Linked DNA regions of Homo sapiens: region 2 is linked to region 1. Evidence: chromatin contacts called from ENCODE Hi-C or POLR2A ChIA-PET data. All regions are on one chromosome and are shown on one strand. The core of a region is the stretch at or near the end of the contact, and the rest is flanking DNA. Distances in the headings are between cores, read along the strand shown. Region 1 holds the start of LINC00339 (long intergenic non-protein coding RNA 339). Region 2 holds the start of WDTC1 (WD and tetratricopeptide repeats 1).

Region 1 (5,822 bases), core at 2,751-5,250:
GGCATGGTGGCTCACGCCTGTAATCCCAGCACTTTGGGAGGCCAAGGCGGGCGGATCAACTGAGGTCAGGCGTTCGAGACCAGCCTGACCAACATGGAGAAACCCCGTCTCTACTAAAATTACAAAAATTAGCTGAGCATGGTGGCGCGTGCCTGTAATCCCAGCTACTCGGGAGGCTGAGGTAGGAGAATCGCTTGAACCCAGGAGGCAGAGGTTGCTGTGAGCTGAGATCGTGCCACTGCACTCCAGCCTGGACAACAAGAGCAAAACTCCATCTCAAAAAAAAAAAAAAAAAAGGTGGCTCACTTGAGCCCAGGAATTCGAGACCAGCCTGGGTAACATGGCAAAACCCTGTCTCTACAAAAAAAAAATTATCTGGGTGTGGTGGCACATGGCTGTAGTCCCAGCTACTGGGAGGTAGAGGCTGCAGTGAGCTGTGATCACGCCACTGCACTCCAGCCTGGGCAACAGAGTCCTTGTCTCCAAAAAAAAAAAAAAAAGAACCCAGGTTAAGATCAAGAATGAAGCACCTCTGATCAGTGTATGGGACTTGTCAAAATCCTAATAGAGTACACTTCCAACTCTTTGGATATTTGAGAGCTCCAGGATTATCAAACCAGCTATAGCCGTGGGGGGCGGCGGGGCGGGAGGCAAATTAAATACCTGTAAAATGCCAGAAAAAAAGCCTTTGCTTCATTTGGGCTAGGGCCCCAGTTCAAAAGAGGAGTTATTTACAGGAAAACACATCCTATGTTAATTAACTTTAAAACAAGAGAGTTCAAATAACAGAAATGACTAAATTAATTCTCACATTAGGATACAGCCCCATGATGCAGTCACTTTTCAAGGATCATCATTTTCTTTTTTTTTTTTTTTTTTTTGAGACGGAGTCTTGCTCTGTTGCCCAGGCACAATCTCGGCTCACTGCAACCTCTGCCTCCCAGGTTCAAGCAATCCTCCTGCCTCAGCCTCCTGAGTAGCTGGGACTACGGCACGTGCCACCAGGCCCAGCTAATTTTTTTTTGTATTTTTAGTAGAAATGAGGTTTCACCATGTTAGCCAGGATGGTCTCGATCTCCTGACCTCATGATCCACCGCCCTTGCCTCGGCCTCCCAAAGTGCTGGGATTACAGGTGTGAGCCACCGTGCCCGGCCCATTGTTTTCTTTAATACTCTCTTCCCTCAAAGAACTAATCCCTTCCAGACATATAATACATAGCAGGAGAGCTGACATTTAAAATCCTTCCCACCTCAGAGAATCTCTCAAATCTGTTTCCTGAGCAACAATTGACAGAAGCCAACAATCACTAACGCTGACTAGCTGCCGTGCACCCAGCACCTAGTCATCCCTTCTCTAAAGGTTCCCTGACCCATTTCTTAGGAGACTTTAATTGATTCTAGACCCAGCACCTTGGATATTCTTGGGAGTACACCAATTCTTCTCACATTATCTTGGTTTTTGCTCAGTTAATAAGGTGTGCTCATCCCCCAAAGTAAGCTGTTACTAACCTAGGGTGGTGAATAGGGAAAAGCAGAATCACTTAGGGTGAGTTGGACTAAAATATTTCGTCCAAGAAAGGTTGGGTGAAACACTGTGGGAAAGCAAAATCTTGGGAACAACCTAAGTGACCATCAACAGGGAAATGACTGAAGTACCGTCAACCACTCAGTGGTGCCGCCACGTAAAAAATGAAGCAGGCTTATGAGTACTGGTAAGAAAGCTGTCCATATCACAACATGACTAAGGTCCCGATCGATGTGTAGTATGACCCCCGATCTGAGGAAATTAAAAATACATAAATACAGATACAAATAAATAAAACCTGATATATCCAAATAATAGATAGAAAGTTATCAAAGAAATTAATTGTATTTACTTCTGAAGGGCAGAAACAGTAGAAGGGGGAAACACTTTTCATTTTACATCTTTCTGCATTGTTTTCTAACTACACACATGTATTACTTTTATAACAACTCAAGAGGAAGAAAACTTCTCAGGCTTTCCCCTCCTGCCCAAAAACCTTTCTGAGTGAAAACCCCTAACCCACTTAGGAAAACACCCTTTTATTACTTCTTCTAGCTCCCAGCACCCAACGTCTTTACAACCCAGGTTTCTAGGAACAGACTGTCAGTGGGCCTTTTTCTTTCCTTTTTTTTTTTTTTGAGACAAGTCTCACTCTGTCGCTCAGGCTGGAGTGCAGTAGTGTGATCTCGGTTCACTGCAACCTTTCCTCCTTCTGGGTTCAAGCAATTCTCTGCCTCAGCCTCCCGAGTAACTGGGATTACAGGTGCCCACCACCATACCTGGCTAATTTTTATGTTTTTAGTAGAGATGGGGTTTCACCATGTTGACCAGGCTGGTCTCGAACTCCTGACTTCGGGTGATCCACCCGCTTCGGCCTCCCAAAGTGCTGGGATTACAGATGTGAGCCACCACGCCCAGCAGTCAGTGGGCCAATTCTTAAGGCTGGCTCTCAAAGATGAACCAGCACCACAATTTACCCGGCTTATAAATCCTGTCAGCTTCAGAAGACGACTTACCAAACACAAATTTATCCTCACCAGTTAATAACTCCTTTTCTTTGCTCAAAAACCCAGTGAGAAAAAATAACTCCAGGCCAGGCACAGTGGCTCATGCCTATACTTCTAGCACTTTGGAAGGCCGAGGCGGGTGGATCACCTGAGATCAGGAGTTCAAGACCAGGCTGGCCAACATGGTGAAACCGTCTCTATTAAAAATGCAAAACATTAGCCAGGCGTGGTGATGTGCGACTGTAATCCCAGTTACTCGAGTGGCTGAGGCAGGAGAATCGCTTGAACCCATGTGGCAGAGAAGGTTGCAGTGAGGCGACAACGCGGCACTGCAACTCCGGCCTGGGCGACAGAGCGAGACTCCGTCTCAAAAAAAAAAAAAAGAAAAAATAACTCCAGTGCACTGCGCCCTTACTTCCTATCTAACATTGTGCCGAACGTTATACACAGATCCTCCTCCGTATGATCCTTAGTTCAGGATCATAAACTCTTGATAAATTACTGCCCCAGGAACCTCCAGTGACATCAACCGCTGCTACCATTTGTGGAATTCTGCCGGCCAGACACCCCACACTGCATTCCCTCACAACTGATCCTCCCGATAGCCCATGGGGTAGGCACTGTTATTTCCATTCACAGATAAGCAAAGTGAGGCTCGGAGGGCGGGGACTTGCCCAAAGCCACAAGGATGAAAGGTAGTGCGATGACTCAACCGATAAAAATAATCCCGGTTGTGGTGGGGGGGAGCTGAGCCCGACTCCTCCCACTATGCTGCCGCGGCTCCGAAGGCCTAGCCCGAGTGCGGAAATGGGCTTCTAGGGTCCCAGGACGAGGTCCACCTCCAGAGCTGCAGTGAGGTCCAAGTCAGCCCGAGGAGCCCGCAGGTCCCACATTTCAGTCATTTCCCTACCCCAAAGGCAGGGACTCCCCGCTCCTGGGGCAGGCAGCCACTGTGGCCGCGAGCAAGCGTACTCGGGTTAGGAAGGAGAAGGAAGGGGACAGGGGGAACGTTCACCTACGCAGCTGCCACCTCGGAGGACGGGGGAGCGGGGGACGAGGAAAGATCAGGATAAGACCCTAACTCCCACAAATGACTCCAGGAAAGGGAGACCACCACTCCCCGAGCTTTGGAGCGCCGCGCGGGAACCGGAAGTCATGCCCCGCCCGGAAGTTAAGAGGAGGGGCATAGGTTGGAAGGGGTGGGCCGGGTCTCTCTAGCCTCCGCGGTACTACGCAGCTTCATGGTTTTAACTCTTGGTGGTCTTTTGACCGTCCTCAGTCCTTACCGTGCGGAGTTTTGGATACATTCTTAGCAGCTTTTTCGCTCCGGAGAAGTTCTTTATCTTTCTGAGCCGCAGTTTGCCCAACTGCAAAATGGAAAGAGATGAAGCAGGAATTAAGATACTCTAGGAGCTCGCCCACAGCTGATTCAGGGCCCCATTCTGAGGTTACACCCTTAAGCCTTTGCACCACTCAAAGGAAGGAAACCAAGAGAGAGGGGTGGCTGGCTGCTGTTTGGAGACAGTGGTCCTTGTATTGGCGCCCCGCGGAATCACTCCAGATGAGTCAGTGGATACAGTCTATAGGTCCCGCCTCATTGTACGCAAACAGCAGTGGGCATATGGCCGTGGGGGGTTGATACAGCCTGTCCGGGGTGGGACTCTGTGTGTATGGGAGGCTAAATCTCAGCAGGACTTTTCCAGTTGCTACCAGACTACGCACTGTCGCCTGATGGTTAAGAACTGAAGCTTTAGCCGTGCGCGGTGGCTCACGCCTGTAATCCCAGCACTTTAGGAGGCAGAGGCGTGTGGATCACCTGAGGTCACGAGTTCGAGACCAGCTTGACCAACAAGGTGAAACTCAGTCTTTACTAAAAATACAAAAATTAGCCGGGCGTGCTGGCAGGCGCCTATAGTCCCAGCTGCTCGGGAGACTGAGACAGGAGAATTGCTTGAACCCGGGAGGCGGAGGTTGCAGTGAGCCGAGATTGCGCCATTGCACTCCAGCCCGGACGAGGGAGCAAGACTCCATCTCAAAGATGAAGCTTTGAAGTCATACTGATCTGGTTTGCGTCTGATCACACAGGTTCAATGACACAGCCGGCTAGAGGAAGCAGAGATGCTAACCACTGCAGCCCCGATCTTAACCCTGAAGGGGAGGGATTGAGCTGTTAGAGAGAGGTACTCAGTTGACTTCTCCCTCTCTCTTTCCAGCTGGCATATCCGAATGGGCTGAGCTACCGGATTAAGAGGGACACCCCAAAGCCCCCATTGCTGGGTTATTGCTCCAGAGCCAATGTTCTTGGGGAAAGGAAGATATGCCCTTTGTCAACATTGCCACTGCTGGTCTGTAAACTCCTAGACGGCCAGCTGGTGGTTCACAAACCAGGACTCCTTGCTCTGGCCCTACCCCTACCTACCAGAATGACCGTGAACCCTTCCCCACTCACTCCTACAACCAGGTTTCCATCTCCTCTCTCAGCTTAGGTTTCCCTAACTGTAAAATAAAAGGGTTGGACTAGGTTAAGGACTTCCTGCTATTTCTCTCTCCCACACTCTAAGGTTCCTTAGGAATGCTTCAGAAAACAGCAGGGGTTGGGGCAAGGATGCCGCTTGAGTCCCAGAGCAACTCCAATTTCATAGGCACATAAATTTATGTGAAAGTATATACGTTTCGGCTTGTGTAAGATTATTTTATCATCCCAGGTAAAATTCAGCCTTTGTGCTTCATCTTTCCCCACCCTCCTGCTCACTCAGTTTGCTCCAAGAACACTGACCTTCTGGCTATTTTGCAAATCTGACAATCTGACAAGCTCATCTTCACTTCTTTTTTTTTTTTTTTTTTTTTTTTGAGACGGAGTTTCGCTCTTGTTGTCTAAGCTGGAGTGCAATGGTGTGATCTCGACTCACTGCAACCTCTGCCTCCCGGATTCAAGCGATTCTCCTGCCTCAGCCTCCCGAGTAACTGGGATTACAGGCACGAGCCACCACACCCGGCTAATTTTTTGTACTTTTAGTAGAGACGGGGTTTCGCCATATTGGCCAGGCTGGTCTCGAACTCCTGACCTCAGGTGATCCGCCCACCTCAGCCTCCCAAAGTGCTGGGATTACAGGTGTGAGCCACCACGCCCAGCCTTTTTTTGAGGCAGAGTCTCATTCTGTCACCCAGGCTGGAATGCAGTGGCATGATCTCAGCTCACTGCAACTTCCACCTCCTGGGTTGAAGTGATTCTCTTGCCTTAGCCTCCCAAGTAGTTCAGATTACAGACTTGCACCACCCTGTCCAGCTAA
Region 2 (6,307 bases), core at 2,394-4,893, 5.2 Mb before region 1:
ATGAGGTATCATGTTCCCCCAGGCTCTTAGCCTTGGTCTTTTCAGTTCTTCTTCATGTGTCACAGTCCCAGAGGCAATTCAATATCACAGAGCAGAGAGACCTGGGTTTGAATTCCAGTCCTTCCTCTTACTTGCTGTGTGACCTTAAGCAAATAACTTAATTTCTCTGAATCTGTTTCTTCATAGGTATAATAGGGAAAATGATTCTCACCTCACAGGACAGTCATGAAGGTTACACTGGATAAAGTAAAAATACTAGCTAGCACTGAGCTCAAGATATACCAGGCCCTGAATAAAATGTCAGTCACTTTTTAGGACATATCCCAACTGGCAAATACCTCTCAAAGTAAATTAACTACACCAAGGAACTGGCTTCTTTCTTTTTTTTCTTTTCTTTTCTTTTTTTTTTTTTTGAGATGGAGTTTCACTTTTGTTGCCCAGGCTGGAGTGCAATGGCACGATCACAGCTCACCGCAACCTCCACCTCCTGGGTTCAAGCGATTTTCCTGCCTTAGTAGGAAAATCCCTCCTGAGTAGCTGGGACTACAGGCGCGTGCCACCATGCCCGGCTAATTTTTTTTGTATTTTTAGTAGAGATGGGGTTTCACCGTGTTAGCCAGGATGGTCTCAATCTCCTGACCTCGTGATCTGCCCACCTCAGCCTCCCAAAGTGCTGGGATTACAGGCGTGAGCCACCGCGCTCAGCCAGGAACTGGTTTCTAATAGCAACTGCCAGAACTTTGGCTTTTCAAGAGATGACAGCTAAGAAAGTACAACCTAAGGGTTTTGTGGGCCCAGCAATCTGCAATGGCAGCCTAAAGATACAGTGGAGCATCTGGAAAGGTGAGGTGGAAAGAAGAAAGGAAACAGAATAGATAACTAAACCAGTGACCCAAAGAAAACACAAGTATCACCAGATTACATGTTCTGTTTGACTTCCTCTCTGAGACTCAGAACTGCACATGTCAGCAACATTCCTTAATTTTTAAAAAGAGAGAAGAGAGTGGTCACGGAGGCCGTGTCTGTAGTCCCAGCTACTAGGAAGGCAGAGGTACGAGAATCCCTTGAGCTCAGGAGTTTGAGACCAGCCCAGGCAACAGAGTGAGACCCCATCTCAAAAAAATAAAAATAAAAGGAGAGGCCAGGTGCGGTGGCTCACACCTGTAATCCCAGCACTCTGGGAGGCCGAGGTCGGTGGATCACGAGGTCAGGAGTTCAAGACCAGCCTGGCCAAGATGGTGAAACCCCATCTCTACTAAAAATACAAAAATTAGCTGGGCATGGTGGCAGGCACCTGCAATCCCAGCTACTTGGGAGGCTGAAGCAGAGAATTGCTTGAACCCAGGAGGCTGAGGTTGCAGTGAGCTGAGATCGCGCCACTGCACTTCAGCCTGGGCAACAGAGCAAGACTCCATCTCAAAAAATAAATAAATAAATACATACATACATAAAGGAGAAAAAAATAAAAATAATTAAAGACCAAGTCATAGTCTAGATCTTCCTTAGCAGTTGGCCCAAGATCCACAAATGTTTGGCAGTGGGCTTCAAGATTTTCAGTTGTCTTTCCAGATCCTAAAGTCTAGGTGTGCAAAAACACCCTACATAAGATGCCCAATGAGTCAATACTGAACTCCTCCCGGCTAAAAAAAACTGTCAATTGTATGAAACTGGTAAATAGTTGTTAACATCATCATCATAATATTTACACGTGTTCTCTCTTTCCCTCGTGACCCTCAATGAAGGTGTCCCAGGCAGAAATATGGGCTACTGCTCAATTATTCGGCAGAGTTGATCCAAAAGCACTGTTCCTTCAAATTGAGATAAGACTCGAACAGAAGTGCTCCCATATAGGTCAAAAAAGGAAAGGAGAGCAGGACTCCAGCCTTAAAGCAGCATGATCACAAACTATGACGGAAAAGGTCATTTCCCACCTGCCAACGAAATACAACAACCTACAATGAAGAAACCTCAGTAAGTCTCAGACTTGGCCCAAAGGAGCCCAACTAGTTACTCCCTGGTCTGTTACAGAGGATCTGGCTATTACACTCAACAGCAAAAATTCAATTCAATCCCGCTAAAGATATAAGAATCACAAGGAAGAATAAGCCAGAACTCAAGACAGAAATAGCATTAAGTAGTTCCTTCAGTACAGTGAGCAGAAGCTGGCCACTCAACGACTCTAAAAGACACAGAAAAGCTTAGTAGGGACCACTGGGCATACCGGTGTCCTAGGTGGGGATTTCGTAACGTCTTTGAGTCAGAAGCTGCCCTCAAAATAGTTTCTTCTCAAAACGGTTTCAGGCTTTGTTAGAAAGGGAAGACTTCACTGCCACTTTACCCAGATCATCTACCCCATCCTTGGAATGAATGGGGAAGCTTCAGCCACCCTACCAGGCTCCTAAAATCACCAACTTGAGAGAAAAACTATAACGTTGCTCTACCAGTACTTCAGGAGGTTAAAGAAAGTCACAGAAGAAAAGAACTCTGGGGAAAACAGTCAAATTCGGCTATTAAGACATTAGTTACAGGCCCCTGTACCTCTCCTCTAGAAACCCTGGGAGTACACCCGCAGAGGAGAGAGAGCCCAAGCCACCAAGCAAAGTCAACCAATCTGGCAAAGGGGCGTCCCACTGCGGCTTTCAGTCCAAGAAGTGGATCCTGCTGGTTCGCAGTCTCTCTTCTATCTCCTCACTTCCTATTTACCCTTTGAAGTGGGTACTGAATAGCCCGTTCCCAAGCAGAGGCCCTTTGTATACGGGGTGCTACAGTCGCCTGGTGGAAACACCTTGGCAGAGTTGTTTGGTGCCAGGATGGGCCACTGAAGGCATCTGCTGTGGACACACACACACACACACACACACACACACACACACACACACAGAAAGAGAGAGAGAAAAACAGAAAGAGAGAGAGCGAGAAGCTAAGAGGGCAGGTCAGGTCGGCGTTGCCCTCCCAGCACTTACACCTGCCCCTTCTTCCTGACTCCGGCGCCAGATCAGATGTCAAACAAAAACTCCGCAAAAAAGTCCCATGATGGAATGACTTCCACCTCTCCCTCCGCAGAGCCTCCCCGGACTCCCACAGCCTCCCCCCGCGTCCCGACCAAACCCTCCGCCCCCACCCCGCCCCCGGACCACTCTGCCCTCCGCCCCGGCGAGGCCTGGCCCCTCTCGGGACACCCGGGGCCCCGAGGCGGGTAGGCTCAGGCCCCCAGGCCGGCAGGGCTGGAGCCGGCCCAGAGCGGGCGGCCCGTTCACCGGGGCTGCGGGAGCCGGTCCCCGCCTCGGCGCCCGCGGAGGGCAGGGGGCGGCGGTGACCCGTACCTGTCAGGTCTCTTCCCCCGACCGGCAGCGGCGCAACTTCAGGAGCCCATGTCCGTCCGGGGGGGGCGGCCCCTCTCCCGGGAAGGGGGGCGCGGATCCCGGGGAGGGGGCTGGGGGGCTCGAGCAGTTCTAGCCCCTTCCCATGCTCCCCGCCCGGCGCCTGGCCGGGGCCGGACAGCGCCTCCGCCCGCCCCTGCGCACCGCCTCACACCCGCGCTCACACACACTCACACTCCCTCGCGCGCTCTCACACACGCACTCCCCTCCCTCCTCCTCCTCTGTTTATCTCCTCCAGCTGTCTGGGGACCCAGGAGAAGCCCAGCAACGCGCCTGCGCCACGCAGTCTCCGCCTCCGCCCTGCGCCTCGCAGCCGGCGGGTACGCTACGAAGACTGCGCCCGGCCGCTTCCAGAATGGCTAGCCGGGCCCCCCCACTTACCCCCCCGCGCCCGGTCAACGTCTGCTGCCGGCGGCGCCCACTAACCTGCTAGTGGGGGAGCCCCGCACCGCCGTGGCCAATGGGCTTCGCCGCTTGCGGGACCGGCAGCCAGTGGGCGGGCGGGAAAGCTGGGCTAAGCCCTGGGGCACCCTGGGAGTCGTAGTTTTTCGCCGTCGAGGAGTTCCTGCAGAGCGGGCTCACCCCGCCCGGTTGCCATTAGTTACCCGGACGCACCTCCCACCCCACCACCGGGTAAAACGCTCCTCACACCGCTTCTGGGACACCCGCCCACACGCTCGCCCACTGAACCCCAGGTCCCCTCACAGCCCCTTAAGAGCTCCTAAGACTTCCTCTCAGCCCCCGAATTCTGGGACCTCTCAGGCTAGGGCCCCGGGGGGCTCCTCAGCCCACTCCTTCCTGCTCTGGGGGGCTGCTGAAGTGGCACAGTCCTCACTGACGTCTCCTGGGCCTTAAGGAAGAGAATGAAAGAGAATCGGGCCTACGCTGAGTAGCCTGGAGAGGAGTCAGCCACACACACTCTGGGTGCCCTCGGGGTGATGGGAGCGACTAGGTCCATCTGACCCTAGCGGAGTCACTGCTGCTCCCACCTCTGAGGAAGAGACGCAGTTCCAGCCTTGTGGAGTCCCGGGTCTGATGGAGGAGAGACCCTCCTCTTTATTAAGGAAGTTCCCAAGGTGACAAGGGTGGCACTAAGCCTATCTTCTTAAGGCAGAGACCAGGCCCCACCCGTGAAACCTCAAGTCAGAAAGGGAAGACGTGTCACCTTCTGACAAAGGAAACTTGTCACCCATAGGGTGCCATTTGTCAGATACTAACAATAATTCACTTTTATTCGCACTGGATTGGGTACAGTCTCTTAGCTAGGTACTATTGCTGTCTGTGTTTTGCAGAAAAGGAAAGCTGAAGCAGAAAGGCTAAAAGCAACTTGCCCCCGGGGTCCTGATAAGTTGGCAAATTGGGAATTAGACCCAGATCTGCCTGACACCAGAGTCTGAGCCTTTTAACACTGCCTGTCTTTCCTGTGAAAACCAGACAGCACCCGCTCTCAGTAAGGACTGAATATATGTATTTGGCATTTATAGTGTTTATCACTCCATGTGTCGCTTGTTTTTTTTTTTTTTTTTTTTTTTTTTTTCCAATTCTGCTCACATCATGAGTACGAATTTGTCTGTGAATACCTGAATACTCCCAGAGACAAAGGTAGTATTCTAATTGCTGGTGATTTCTCCGCAAGGGAGATTTCTCCCCATTTAGAGGAGTAAGAACCTATCCTTGTGAAACCGCTCACAAAGCCTTTTATGCCTTTCTCCTAAAAATATTGTGGGTCATTCCCCCTGAACTCTCCACCACAGCTGTTCTACTGAATATAAAAAATCATAGACTTTGGGACTAGAAGAAAGCTTTGAGATCATCTATCTGCAGCTCCCCAGGTTCAGGCTGCAACCTTGGTTAGGGTCATTGGGTTAATTAAACTGAATAATATCTAACATTTATTGAATACTTACCATGGGAGATAAGTGCTACTAGTGAATTAAGAAATACTCCCGGGCTGGGCGCGGTGGCTCACGCCTGTAATCCCAGCACTTTGGGAGGCAGAGGCGGGCGGATCACGAGATCAGGAGATAGAGACCACCTGGCTAACACGGTGAAACCCCATCTCTACTAAAAATACAAAAAAATTAGCCGGGCGTGATGGTGGGCGCCTGTAGAACCAGCTACTCGGGAGGCTGAGGCAGGAGAATGGCGTGAACCCGGGAGGCGCAGCTTGCAGTGAGCCGAGATCGCGTCACTGCACTCCAGCCTGGGCGACAGAGCGAGACTCCGTCTCAAAAAAAAAAAAAAAAAAAAAAGTAAAAGAAAAAGAAACACTCCCGGCCGGGCGCGGTGGCTCACGCCTGTAATACCAGCACTTTGGGAGGCCAAGGGCGGGTGGATCGCCTGAGGTCGGGAGTTCAAGACCAGCCTGGCCAGCATGGTGAAACCCCGTCTCTACTAAAAATACAAAAATTAGCCGGGCGTGGTGGCGCGTGCCTGTAATCCCAGCTACTCAGGAGGCTGAGGCAGGAGAATCACTTGAATCCTAGAGGCGAAGGTTGCAGTGAGCCGAGGTCGTGCCACTGCACTCCAGCCTGAGCAACAGAGAGAGACTCCATCTCAAAAAAAGAAAAAAGAAAAGAAAGAAAGACAGACTCCCACAATCACATAGCTAGGAAGTGGTACAGTTGGGATTAAAGCCTACACTATTCAAATCCAGAACCCTCATTTTTAAATCATTTTAGCATCCTGTGTTTTTGGCAGAGACCACCCCCCCCCCCACTTTTTTCTTCTTTTTTTGAGACAGAGTCTTGCTCTGTCGCCCAGGCTGGAGTGCAGTGGGGCAATCTCTGCTCACTGCAAGCTCTGCCTCCCGGGTTCACACCATTCTCCTGCCTAAGCCTCCCGAGTAGCTGGGACTACAGGCGCCCGCCACCAGTTTGTCATTTCATTTAGTACAGACGGGGTTTCACCGTACTAGCCAGGATAGT

Evidence for each region. Hi-C counts contacts between places; a loop is a spot of excess contacts on that map. ChIA-PET counts read pairs that join two places held with the same protein, here RNA polymerase II (POLR2A). Pooled maps may share reads with other maps.
Region 2: a pooled map shows a loop between it and region 1 (2.4-fold over the local background). The contact joins the promoter of WDTC1 here to the promoter of LINC00339 in region 1. A Hi-C loop is called at or near these places in 1 of 50 pooled maps. POLR2A ChIA-PET finds 5 or more read pairs at or near these places in 2 of 52 experiments (OCI-LY7 and WTC11).

Annotation. Positions count from the first base shown.
Region 1 is chr1:22,023,369-22,029,190 of GRCh38, reverse strand. It overlaps LINC00339 (long intergenic non-protein coding RNA 339), which reads right to left and starts at 4,000. Exons shown (of 2, transcript NR_023918.2): 1 at 3,819-4,000. It overlaps LINC01635 (long intergenic non-protein coding RNA 1635), which reads left to right and starts at 3,143. Exons shown (of 3, transcript NR_110692.1): 1 at 3,143-3,227; 2 at 4,225-4,385; 3 at 4,746-5,197. RefSeq lists enhancers at 3,021-3,315, 3,393-3,502, 3,114-3,715.
Region 2 is chr1:27,231,968-27,238,274 of GRCh38, reverse strand. WDTC1 (WD and tetratricopeptide repeats 1) reads right to left here and starts at 3,643. Exons shown (of 16, transcript NM_001276252.2): 1 at 3,324-3,643. WDTC1-DT (WDTC1 divergent transcript) reads left to right here and starts at 3,846. Exons shown (of 3, transcript XR_947117.2): 1 at 3,846-4,013; 2 at 4,673-4,830. RefSeq lists silencers at 2,964-3,013, 3,174-3,223, 3,414-3,563, 3,764-3,823.